Linked DNA regions of Mus musculus: region 2 is linked to region 1. The links are chromatin contacts, found by POLR2A ChIA-PET in ENCODE. All regions are on one chromosome and are shown on one strand. The core of a region is the stretch at or near the end of the contact, and the rest is flanking DNA. Distances in the headings are between cores, read along the strand shown.

What was found. ChIA-PET counts read pairs that join two places held with the same protein, here RNA polymerase II (POLR2A).
Region 2: POLR2A ChIA-PET joins it to region 1 with 10 read pairs in embryonic stem cell. The contact joins the promoter of Erfe here to the promoter of Ube2f in region 1. POLR2A ChIA-PET finds 5 or more read pairs at or near these places in 2 of 5 experiments (Patski and embryonic stem cell).

What each region holds. Positions count from the first base shown.
Region 1 is chr1:91,248,945-91,255,270 of GRCm38, reverse strand. Ube2f (ubiquitin-conjugating enzyme E2F (putative)) reads right to left here and starts at 4,967. Exons shown (of 10, transcript NM_026454.4): 1 at 4,834-4,967; 2 at 878-1,011. The coding sequence starts at 995.
Region 2 is chr1:91,362,641-91,368,542 of GRCm38, reverse strand. It overlaps Erfe (erythroferrone), which reads right to left and starts at 2,113. Exons shown (of 8, transcript NM_173395.2): 1 at 1,895-2,113; 2 at 62-178. The coding sequence starts at 2,062.

The DNA.
Region 1 (6,326 bases), core at 3,718-6,217:
CATATACATGCTTCCACATATGTACATCCTTGCCCCCATCCCATGCACATAAGAACATGCATGCCACATATATATGCCTATGCACACAAAAGGGAACACCCTTTATCAAACATACTTTTCCCTTACAAACATGGAGAGTTAATAAGACCTTAGGAGAATTTTAATCATAATTCTATGAATCCTAATAACAAAATTATAATATATAACATTATATCATTAACAGTTCATATATTTGTGTGTGTGTGTGCTTGCGCAATATGTGACATAATTCTTTGAAGACACCAGATTTTCACAGGATTTTTCCTTAGGCTATGTCCCACATGAAACAAAAGAATCCTAAGAGTCCCTGTTCCAGGCTGGAAAATACTGCTGTGCATCCTACAGGAAAGGGGAGAGCAGAGGAAAATAACAGCAGCACCCATGTGCCTCAGTCCTGCCAATTCCAACTGTCTTACTCTTTCCACAACACAGAATAGCATAGCAGAGCCAAAAAAAAATTGGTGGTGTGTCTGACACCACAGTTCTAACACCATATCCTTGCTATTACAATCCTGCCTGGTATAATAAATCCTTCCACTCTAAGTGACAATCACACTTTTTTTTTTTTAAAGACAGGATCTCTTCATTCTACACTCTGGTTGTCCTGGAACTCACTGTGTAGACCAGGCTGGCCTTGAACTCACAAAAATCAACCTGCCTCTGCCGGAGAGTGCTGGGCTTTAAGGTGTGCACTACGACGCCTAGCTGATCATACTTTACAGTCATTTCAAACAAGTACTCCCATTCAACAGACTACTGCATCCATCCATCCCAAGGAGCCTCCACACAAGCTTCATTTGTTACAGGTATAAACACAGCTCCCATGGCTGATGATTACCTTTAACAAGCAACTTGTCTCTCACAGAAACCCTCCGGGTAGAGTCAGATGTGGAGGCTGATGTCCGGGATCCTTTGAGACCATCATCCCGCTTCAACTTGCTTGCCAGCGTTAGCATTCCTGCCACCTTTCTTCTGGAAGACAGGCAAGAGCAGGGTTAAGGGCCATGTCTCCAGACACTAGACAAGAGAAATATACAGGTGTTTTTACTTTAGGGTCTCTAAAATTAGTTTTTAAAAAGTCTCCATATATTAACAAAACTAGATTTCTTCATAGGAATCTGAGTAAGTGATGTGATTCTTTTAAGTTTAGGGGAGCCGTAAGTTTCATACTCACTAGGTACAGTATATGCTAGTTCAATCACAAGCAAGCCCCACCCGGTCCCATGCTTCCCAACAGGCACTCATTCACTAACCCCACTGGTTTCAAATGAGCTGAGTCCCCACAACAACAGGGCCAGGTGTGGCCTGGGTGTACAAGTCTCTAGGGCAGAAGGGACATATGATGCTTGCTTTCCTTCTCCCTCAGAGGAAAAGGAAAGTAGAAATTAGAGCAAATTAGAATACCCCAAACTGGACTCTTCCCGGGTTGCTTCCAGACCGTGTGAGTTTCAGGCTCTCAGGCTGTAACCTCCCTGGGAAGGACAGCAAAATAGAAAGGCAGGTGAGGTAATGCTCCCGGCTGCCTGCAAAAAGGACTGCTACTCACCCTGTAAGCCTTCAACTGTTTATTCTAACAGCAGCATTAGAGCAACAGAGCTGTTGGGCAGAAGGTACAGGCACTTCCCATGCACTGTTCTCTCCATTCTCATTATCAGCATTCCCTACAAGGTTTTATTTGTTCTAACTGATGGGCCCTAGTGAAGGCATTATCACTCAAAGTACAATTTACATTAGGATGTCAGCAATCCCTACCTCCACAATCTGCCTTCTGCTTTTATTACACACCTCCATCAGTCAGACACTCCTCATACCAACACTCCAGCAAGAGTAAATAGTTCAATATTTATATAATTTCTTTTCTTGTTTTAAAAGCATTTCCTTTACATACAGATCTGATAATTTCTCAAACAAAATTTAAAACTTACAGATGAAAAGTTTTACCTGAGAGGTCAAACTTGAGGCTAATACCATGAACACAAGAATATTCCTCTCTTCAGAATTAAAAAAAAAAAACCCTCAAATGCAACTCTTCTGTCTAGTTTCTCATGCCACCTTCTGTACACAGTATCCCTAGGGAAGGGTAGATTTCACTTTGTACCACATATCACAAAAACAAGAAAGTGAATATGATCTTCCAAACTATACATGACCCTGCCACACTAAGGACTCGTTACACTGGGCACAGTGGCACACACCTATAACATCAGTATTTGGTGGGGGTGGGGGGCCGCTAAGGAAGGAGGACTGGGCTACAAAGTCTAGCCTGGGCTACAAAGGAAGATCATGTATCAAAAAAGCAAAATAACAAAACCAAAAAAGTAGCACTTGTCTAAATGCACCAAATAATTCTTATATTGCATGTTAGTATGCATAAGCTCACAGTACTGAAATCTGGGAAAGATTCCTAACACTAATACACACAGGCAGGCAGGCATGAACACACTCACACCCTGGAACAGGCCTGGAGGGTGAATGTCCAAGACACAAGAAGCACTCACCACAAAAAAAAAAAAAAACCAAAAACAAAACAAAACTAGTTTTCCTTTAGATGTGTTGTAAGTATGGTCATGGCGTAGCCTATACGAAACACTGATCAGTCATGAAGTGATGGGGCATTCAGTCCTACTCTATAGTGGCTTCTCCTCAGGGGCATCTATATGAAAAGATGAGCCTAGTCAGAACACAAGCATCCTCAAGTCTTCACTAAGTCACTTCCCCCAAAGGGGCTTCAGCCCACAAGCTATCAAAACAGCAGAACATATGTAACAATGCTTTCCTGTCTTGGTTGCCACCTAGAATGATCCTGTCAGAAATTCCTCAAACAGGATCATGAGGTAGTGCTTTCTACCTTGGCCAAGTCTAAGTCCACTGTTACATGCTCAGACCTTGGGACATCAGGGGTGTCTGACAATGGTCCAAGATAACAACCCGACGTACCACTGGGACAGAGGTGTATGTTCCACATGAGGGCCATCAGGTTTTCACCTTTGATATCAGTAAGGCAGATGGTGAAAAGGAAAACGGAAAGGCATTCAGAGTTTGGCAGGCAGTCCCCTAGTGGTCACAACAGAGCTGCTCCTCACCCTATGGACCTGCACTGTGCTGCTCAGACCTGCCATGGCTGCCCACCGGCTCTCTTAATGCTCTCCACTGCTCTTCTACACTGGGCTTTATCGGAGGCAGAGGATGGGCGTACCCTGCTCTACTCTTCGAGGTGTAGATCCTAGCTTGTAATCTTCAGTAAGCTGTAGGCTTTTCCAATAGAACATGTTGTGCAAAGACTGTGCAGAGTAGAAAACAACACGAGTGGTGTCTCCACAGAAAACCCAACACGCATATTCTAAGGCAGGTAAGACTAGAGTATCCACCTATTTTTCTATCATCTGTATCACTTTCACTAGCATGGGAGGGAATAAACCAAAGTCTCCATTTGGAAATGTCCCCACAATCAGAAAATTAAATCTCCACAAAGGGATCAAACAAAAAAAAAATTACTCAAACTATCAAAAGGGTAGAAGCTGCCTCAGAATTCTCGTTCCCTCCTCAACACGTCCCACCTCTGGAAAACCCCACTTTGACCCAAACTTCCCTTTGCTCGAAAATCACACTGTGACTAAGGCAGTATTTTGGGAACCGATCAGCTATTCTGAACAGCATGCTCAGTTTCCAACTCCACAAGTTGTATTTGGCCCAGTTAGTTCCTCCTCTGGGTGGGACCAACTTTTAGGGCATCCAAAGAGGACTGCAACTTGTTATTTACCAGTCTCATCAAGTCATGTTTATTCAGCATTCCTATGTGCTGTGCTGAAATCAGGCTGGTGTGACCTATGCAGGGCCAGTTGGCTCACAGTGAGGCTAACTCCTCACTGACAGCTCCAATCTAAGCCATTTAAGAGAACTAGGGGCCACTAGGGCCGTTTAACCTTCCAAGCTGAAAGAAACAGATCGGGACTTAAACCGTACAGCATGAGTGTCCAAGGGTATCTAACCTGCCAGGCTTACTGACTGACCACTTCTGGAGCTCATCTTTGATTTTGGGTACTGAATATCAAGTTAATTTTGTCCAGGTACTCCTGTTAATTCTGTTCCTGAAGCTCCCCACAATCACTATCCTTAATTTCCTATGACTCTGCCTACTGCCCAGCTCCCCACATTCGGCCCAAACAGCTAGGAAGCCTCGGCACCAGGCCCAGCCACCTCACTGTTTTTCAACACCACCCTGCTCATTTCTGGAACCTTCGGTTCAATCTGATAACCAGGTCTTGGGATGCCCTCTTTCCCTTCACCGCCAAGCCCGACTAGGTTCTTAAGGAGAGCAGATTTTTACCCACAGGCCAAGAGCCCCTCCGGGAAGCCTTCCCCAGCAACTCCAACCCACCGGCAGCGCCGAGGAGTGGGTCCAATGCCCACCGGAGACGGAGGAAACTGAGCCGGCCGAGGAGAAGGCCACACCCCGGGTGACACGCCGCGGAACCGGGTCAGGGACCGAACCGGGCCAGGCGGGCCGGCCGCCCCTCCTCCCCGCCGTCGCCGTGGCGGGCCGCGTCCACCTCCCGCTTCCCTTCAGGGGCAGCGGCCTCCCCGCCGCGGCCTCGGCCTCGGCCTCCCGGACGGCCCGAGCTCCGCACCGTGACCTTGCGGGCGGCGGCACGGGGTCCGCCTCGGCCCGGCCCTCTAGAGCCGCCGGGGCTCGCTGCCCGCCCAGCGCTTCCCGTCAGCCGCCGACCTCGCGGTCCGGCCTGGCGCTCGGCGACAGGAGCCTCGGCCTCAGTCCAGCCCGCGCGACCAGCTTACCTGAGCACCGCGAGTCAGGCGAGGCGAGCCGGCACCCAAAACCATGCCCGGCGGAGCAGCGGCACTGAGTCGCGCTGGCCTTCACAGCCGCACCGGCTCCCGGCGGCGAGACCGGAAGTGGCGGGGCGGGGACTGCGCCGTGACCGCAGTGGGCACTTTAAAAAAAAAATTCAAAGCTACAAAAGAACTTTATTGGCAGCTCCACTCGTGGACAGTCACAGGACATACACAGGTCAACTAGTCGGCCCTCGTTCATTGGTGAAGAGCACGGCCTGAGGGTGGGCCATGTGTCAAGACCTTTGCTGATTGGTCACCGAAGCGCAAGCATCCCCGACCGCCTAGCGGCCTTCCGGTTTGTTTCCATTCATTTAGCGGCTTGCTTCCCTAGGAATATCGTACTAGTGCAGTGCCTGCTGGTGGAGCTAAGTTCCTGTGCCCGGCACCATTCCTGAACGCAAAGAATCCGACCGGTTTGCAGCTGCGTTAAGGCCATGGGATAGTTAGAGGTGGCTGCTGGGTGTGAGGACACTCTTCCTGCTCCTTATTTTTTTAATTTCTCATATTCCTATATGCACTTTTAAAAATCTACTTCAGGCCGGGAGTTCCGGCGCATACCTCAGTCCCGGCGCTCAGAGACAAGAGGAAGGCCTGGTCTACATAGTGAATTCCAGGACAGCCAGAGATATGTAGAGAGACCCTACCTCCTGAGGCCTTGGGGTTCCATGTGCAGCATCCTACTTGCAGCTCGTGTGGTATGCATTCTCAGTCCCTGTGGGACTGGAGATAGCCTACTTTGGGAGAGAATTCGGCAAGACTCCTAGAGAGGTAGGGCCTTGGAAAGAGGATATTTTCTGTGGAAAAGAACAAGGAGCGTCAGGTTTCCAGTGATTTTCTTAGCAATTCTGGGGAATGAATCTCAGGAGGTCTCACATGCAAAGCACTACCTTTGAGCTACCCGCCCCCTCCCCCCGCCTCCCCCCCCCCCCCGTCTCCCCCCTCCCCCCACACCCTAGACCCTAAGATTTCTTTTGAAATGAGGCACTTGGGTTCAGGGAGTAAAGCGTTTGTCAGCATGAGGACCTGTTTCCAAACTCGGGAAGATGTGAGGCAGAGGAGTCCTCAGATTAGGACCAAGTACCCTGACTTCCATTGAGGGGAAGAGATCCCCCGCAGAGCTGGGTTGCACATAGGAGTTGGAGGCCAGCCTAGATAACATAGAGTTCCAAACAAGCCAAGGTTACTCAATGAGATCCTGTAAACACAAACAAACAAAAAAGTGGAAGAAAGTTATCCTTTGACCACCCCATGTGGCACATGGCTACACACGCTCAAGCTTCCATCAGATACACACTCCTGCACAGATAGAAAGGGTAAAAGGCAGCCAGGCCTAGTGGTACACGGCTTTAATTCTAGCATTTGGGGAAGCAGAGGCAGACCTGCCAGACTGGTCTACATAGTGAATTCCTGGGCAACCTGAGCTACATAGTGAGATC
Region 2 (5,902 bases), core at 864-3,363, 120 kb before region 1:
GGCTTCTGCTGTTGGAAAGGGTACTAGGGGCTCGGGGAGGTGGTGGGCCCAAGCTGCTCACCTTCAGCCTCCTGGCTTTGCTCCTCCTCTTACTGTTGATCCCCTTGTCACTCTGCTTGACGAACAGCATCCAAGCATCCCGGGGATCCACACTGTGTGCATGCGCAATGGTGGGTTCCTGGAACACAGATGGCCACAGTAGGTTTGCTTGGTAGCATCTTGCCCTTGTCACTTGTGTTTTCAGAGGTAGTGTCCGACCCATCCCCAGCCCATGGAGGAGGGAGCCCAGGCTGCAGGAAGGTAGGAGTGGGGCTCCAAAGCAGGTGCTCTGGGATGTATCTTCTTGCTTTTCCTTGAGTGTCACCGTCCTTTGACAGTCACTGGAACCCACAGTTGCTTAGGAGGTGACTATGAATATATGAATACTGGGTGACAACAGGTCATTTTGTCCCTCCCCACAGTCAGAAGTGTCAGGGAGACCAGCCTCAGGGCCACTGTGGTCACAGGGCATGGGGAGCAGTGGGGCAGAGGAGCCGGATGTCATGACTCTAGCTAGGCCTTTACTTTTCTCAGCTTTCTAAAACACTGGCCCAAGGATTCAAGCTCTGAGAGTGGCCTTGTTTCCTGGCAGAGGCCTTTGGCAAATAGGACAGTTAATAGGCCTCTAATGGTCTGGGTTCCATGTAGGGCTACCAGCTAGGAAAGGAATGAACCATTCAAGAGGCCTTAGAAGAAGTCAAGGGCACAGACTCCAGTGTCTGACAGAAAGACCCAGGATCTCAAAACTACCCAAACCGGGGTCTTGTGGGTCACAGGCCAGGCTGCTGTGTCAGGATGATGGAGGCTTCTATGCTTCTTGCTGTCTGATGCCCTCAGTGGACACTCACAGTGCAGTGCTTCCATTATAGGTCAGAACAGGTGTACTGACCCTTCCAGGGGACCGGTGGCCTGTGTACAGACTCGCACCACTGTCAACTTGAGGGCAGCACCGAAAATACATGGAGCCATGTTGGTCAGGGGCCCCAGGAGTTGGAGTGGGAGCTGGGTTCCAGCTATCAGGGAACTGGTGACACCTTGCCCCTCCCAAAGAGGGTTCAAGGCCAACATTCCACTGGGAAGGTCCAGCCTACTCCCCACTTCCTGGTGACTATGTCTGGACCTCATGAAAGTTTTGAAGGCTGATGGCTGGGGGTCAGGGGGAGGCTTCAGACAACAAGGACATGTTTACTCCCACCAAAGGAGGCAGAAATGGGATGGTGGAAGGACCCAGGGATGCCTTGCAGAGGGAGGTATTGTAACCATCTCCAGCTGTCTTAGTGGATGTTTTGTTGGCCCCTGGGGTGCTGAGAACTGAAGAGCGCGCTGGCCTGGGGTTTCCTTGTGCCTGGCCCACAGCATGAGCGATCAACTAGACCCTGAAATTCTTCCCTGAACTCTCACCAACAGGACTGACCAGCTCCAATGAAGGCTACCAATCCACCCTCCCCAGGCCTCTAGCCACACCCTCCCCAGCCTGCGTCTCCACCCCAGCAGTTCAGGTGGAGATCTTGGGAGGGATCGCAGGCAGAGCCTGGTTACATCACTCCTTTCCCAGACGCAGTCACCTAACAAAAAGGAACTAGATCTGGGAGCCCCGCTCTCTCACCAGTCTTCCAGTTTCACGAGGAGCAAGTTAACTGCATTTCACACCTTTCCCAATCTCTCCTACTGGCCTAGTGGAGTTCTGCCGCCAAAGCCACGGTACAGAGGACGCATCCACCCAACCCTGGGTCTCACAGAGCCCCTGAGAGCGACGTATCCCCAGTGTTGGACACTGCGCAGCAAGGGGTGCCACCTTCCCCACCGTCTTAGGGCCCCCCGGGACAGGAAGATGTGGGGCGCGGCTGCGTCTTACCGGCGGGCTGTTGGCTGGCGGGGCGGGCAGCTCGGCCCCGGGCGGCTGCGGGCGTGCATGAGTCCCCACGGGCTCCGCGGACTCAGGGACACCGAGGCCCATGGCGGCGAGTAGGCTGGCGCAGGCGAGCAGCGTGCGAGCTCCGACGGGGCGGCGGGTCGAGGCCATGCTGGCGGCGGCGGCGGCAGTAAAGAGCACGGCTGGTCAGGTCGGCGCCTTATAACGCGCTTGAATCCCCCGCCTCGCGCGCGCCGCCCTCGCTGCCGTCGCCCCCTCGCGGCTAGGGCACGCTCTGCAGGCACAGGGGACCCTGAGGAGGCGGGCGCCCGATCCGGTCCGTGCACGCCTCCACTTTGCTGCCTGTAGCCCAGGGTTAGCTTCTCTTCTCCTAGCCCTGCACCCGAGGCTTTCTAAGACACCCCCCCCTTTCTCTAAGGACACCCACTGCACCATTCTGCACGTCTTCTTAGGACCTCCCCCCGCCCCGGGTCTCTTCTTTTCTCATGGTTCCAGGCCTTAATGACAAGTTGAGTACCTGAGAATATGGCAGCCCTTATGGCTCCTCCTTTTCAAGCTGGGGAACCTGGAGCACTTTTAAGGTTTCCCTGCTCTTCCCCACCCCGGATGTATCTGCACAGCTGGCACCTCTCAGGCTCCAGCTACGGAGTCTGCTACTAGCAGCTACAGAGAACTGACCCAGTCTGGCTGAAAGGTCGGATCCCTCTGATGTCCTAAGCCAGGCAGATGGAGCTCAGACTGCTGCCCACTGCCCACCACGGAGCATTCAACCAGGACAGATGTGGCAAATCCTAAAGGATGAACTGCGAGGAGGCCTTTTCTGGGTGGTTCTCCTCCAGAGAGGCAGGCCTAGCTGCCTTGAGCTGCTGTCATTACATTGGCTGTAGATAAAGCAGCACACCTGGGTTTCTTTGTTTCTTTTTTTGTTTTGTTTTGTTTTGTTTTGTTTTTTGTTTTTTCCTTTGTTTGCTTGCTTGCTTGATTTGTTTTAATCTTAAATTGTGTGCGTCCAGGTGCCCTTAAAGGCTAGAAGAGGGAGTCCAAAGAAGGGACTTGATTTGGGAAGCATGACCCTAAGATATCAAGTGACCCTGCTCTGTTCACAGTGAGGGCCCCAGCTGGAGCGCTGACAACCAGATCTGTTGCCATGTGAAAGTAGTTATTTTCCCAAACAACGGACTGTCCTAGTGATGTCATGGGTTCTTCCAGAGGGCCCAGATCCAAATAGTTCTGGTACTGGCATGGCTTCCTGGACCCTAGCTCAAGGTAATGACGCGGTCCAGTTCAGGCGCATAGCCCCAGAGCTCTAGCCATTCAGGAAAGGTTCCCGCATGTTTGCAGGGTCCTGTTTGAAAGCAAGGTCCTCAGGAGGACAGGAGTGCATGGCAAAGCTCACAGGGCGCTAAGCATAGGGTCCACAGCCTCAAAGGAGTGGCATCTCTGATTCAGAAGTGGGACCCTTGAGTGTGGTGGTGCCTGGGTCTGAGTGAACATTCTGAGTGAGTCGGGCCCGGCAGGAGAGCAGCGAGTGACCTCCCTGTGCCTTCTTGCATGGCAGAAATCTAATCCTCATTCCTGGGACCTCATGTCATGGCCTTGACCCAGCTTCCCGGCAGTTCAATGAGCCAAGCTTTCTCCGTGTCCCTCTTTCTTCAAAGGAAGGCTGTAGGCTGATGAGGTCATGGGCATGAAATCTTCCCTTTACTCAAAGACAGTGGGAGCCTGCCTGAGGCTGACTGGCTGTGCGGCCTCAAGAGTACCTGCAGCTAGCAGTGGTGTCGTTAGCTATGTATGCCTTGAACGTGGATGGACCATCAGTACTCGGATCACGTGACTGTCCCTAACATACAAAGGAGGAAAATGAGGGATAGACCTTGGGAGAATCAAGGAGTCCCCAAACCAAGGCATATCCAGGCCCAGGTACCATGTCTTGCAGTCAGCAGCTCTGTAGGCCTTGAGTGCTCCTATGGGCTCTGAGTGCTCCTAGGGTGTGGTGGTCTAAGTAACAATGGCTGCCATAGGCCCATATATTAGAATGCTTAGTCATCGGGAATAGAACTGTTTGAAAGGATTAGAAGGATTAGGAGGTGCTGCCTTGTAGGGTGGACTTGAGGTTTCAAAGCCCATGCTGGGCCCAGTCTTTCTGGCCTGCAGCTCAGGATGTAGCTCAGATAAGCCCCAGCACCTCTTAAACCAGAAGCAATCCCCCAATTAAGTGCCTTTTTCTGTAAGAATTGCCTTGGTTGTGGCTGGAGAGATGGCTCAGCAGTTATGAGGACTGGCTGTTCTCTCCTGAGTTCCATTCTCAGCAACCACATGGTGGCTCACAACCATCTGTAAGGGGATCTGATGCCTTCTTCTGGTGTGTTTGAAGACAGCTACAGTATACTCATATACATTAAATAAGTAAGTAAATCATTAAAAAATATTGATTTGGTCCTGGTGTCTCTTCACAGCATTAGAACACTGAGACATGGGGGCTCAAGTACTCTCAGACTCTAAGTGCTCCTGAAGGCTCTGGGTGCTCCCGTAGGATCTGAGTGCTCTCCTGAGGGGTCGGAGGGATCTGAGGGATCTAAGTGCTCCCTCAGGCTCTGAGTGCTCCTGGAGGGTCTGGGGGCTCTCCTGAGGGATCTGGATGCTCCTGTAGGCTTTATGTGCTGTGGAGCACTCTATATTCTAACTAGAAGTCCTCACTAGCTTCAGATGTCCGAGTCCTTGTTTTCCTAGGGATTCTGGGATATGATTCTTGGGGTGCCTTGTGGCCATCCCCTGCATGACAGGAGGATCTCTTGAGTGTCTGGTGTGCTCCAGTCTCTGTGTGTTATGCTGGTGGCTGTCCCTCTTCCTGCTCACTTTGTGGCCCCACGGTGGCTTTAGAATACTCTGCCAGTGTTTTGTCTTCCCTCTCTATGTTCTGATTGCTTTGGTCAGAGGGTGGTTGTCAGGCTGCTAACAGGAGATGGGGACAGTAGAGTTAGGGACATTTCCACACACACACCCCCAGACACTGTAGCTAAATCTGTGTTCTCTCAGCATCTGCCTCTTCCCTGGTCTCTGGAAGCTGGTGGTGGTCAGGATGCCCTGTTGTTGCTAGCACCTAGGATCTCCACAGCTCACCTCCACCAGCTGGATACCCTTGAAGCTGGCCCCCAGTTGGAGACTTATTAGACTCCCAGCTCCCTAGCTGGAAGATCTTTCCTCTTGGAACACCAATTATGCCACTGACCCCAGAATGACCAGGTTAGGCACAATTCAGCAATGCTGAGAACCATGTGTCTCTCTCTACTCCAGGATTCCCCCACTCACACTCGCCCAGGGATGTGTGGCCTTTCTAACTCCCTTTTTCTTTCTTTCTTTTTCTTTTTCTTTTTGGTTTTTTGAGACAGGGTTTCTCTGTGTAGCTCTGGATGTCCTGGAACTTACTCTGTAGACCAGGCTGGCCTCAAACTCAGAAATCCACCTGCCTCTGCTTCCCAAGTGCTGGGATTAAAGGCGTGCACCACCACCACCTAGCCAACTCCCTTTTTCTGATTAAAGTCAGTGTCACTCTTTCAGCCTTTGCCTTTGGAAAGCCCTAGGATTGCATGCTCAGGGAAACACTATAGGACATCCCCCATGGTATAGAGTCCTCAATTGTTTTCATGGGATAAGAGCTACATCCTGATCTGCAGGCCAATAGAGACTGGGCCTGGCATGAGAGACTTTTGAAACCGTAAAGCCTACTTGTAGTAACATACTTTCTCTAACAACCATACCTCCTAATCCTTCTAATCCTTTCAAACAGTTCTACTCCCTGATGACTAAGCATTCATATAGATGAGCCTATGGGGCCAACTCTTATTCAAACCCCCAACATCATGGGAGCATTTAGAACCCAGGCATGAGTTCTGTCCTCTTAGAAGTAACATCTCTACCCCCCTGCCCTATTTGATCTCTGAGTTGGCTCAATGGTCCCAAAGACAGGCATGAAGTCAGGTCTGGGAGCAA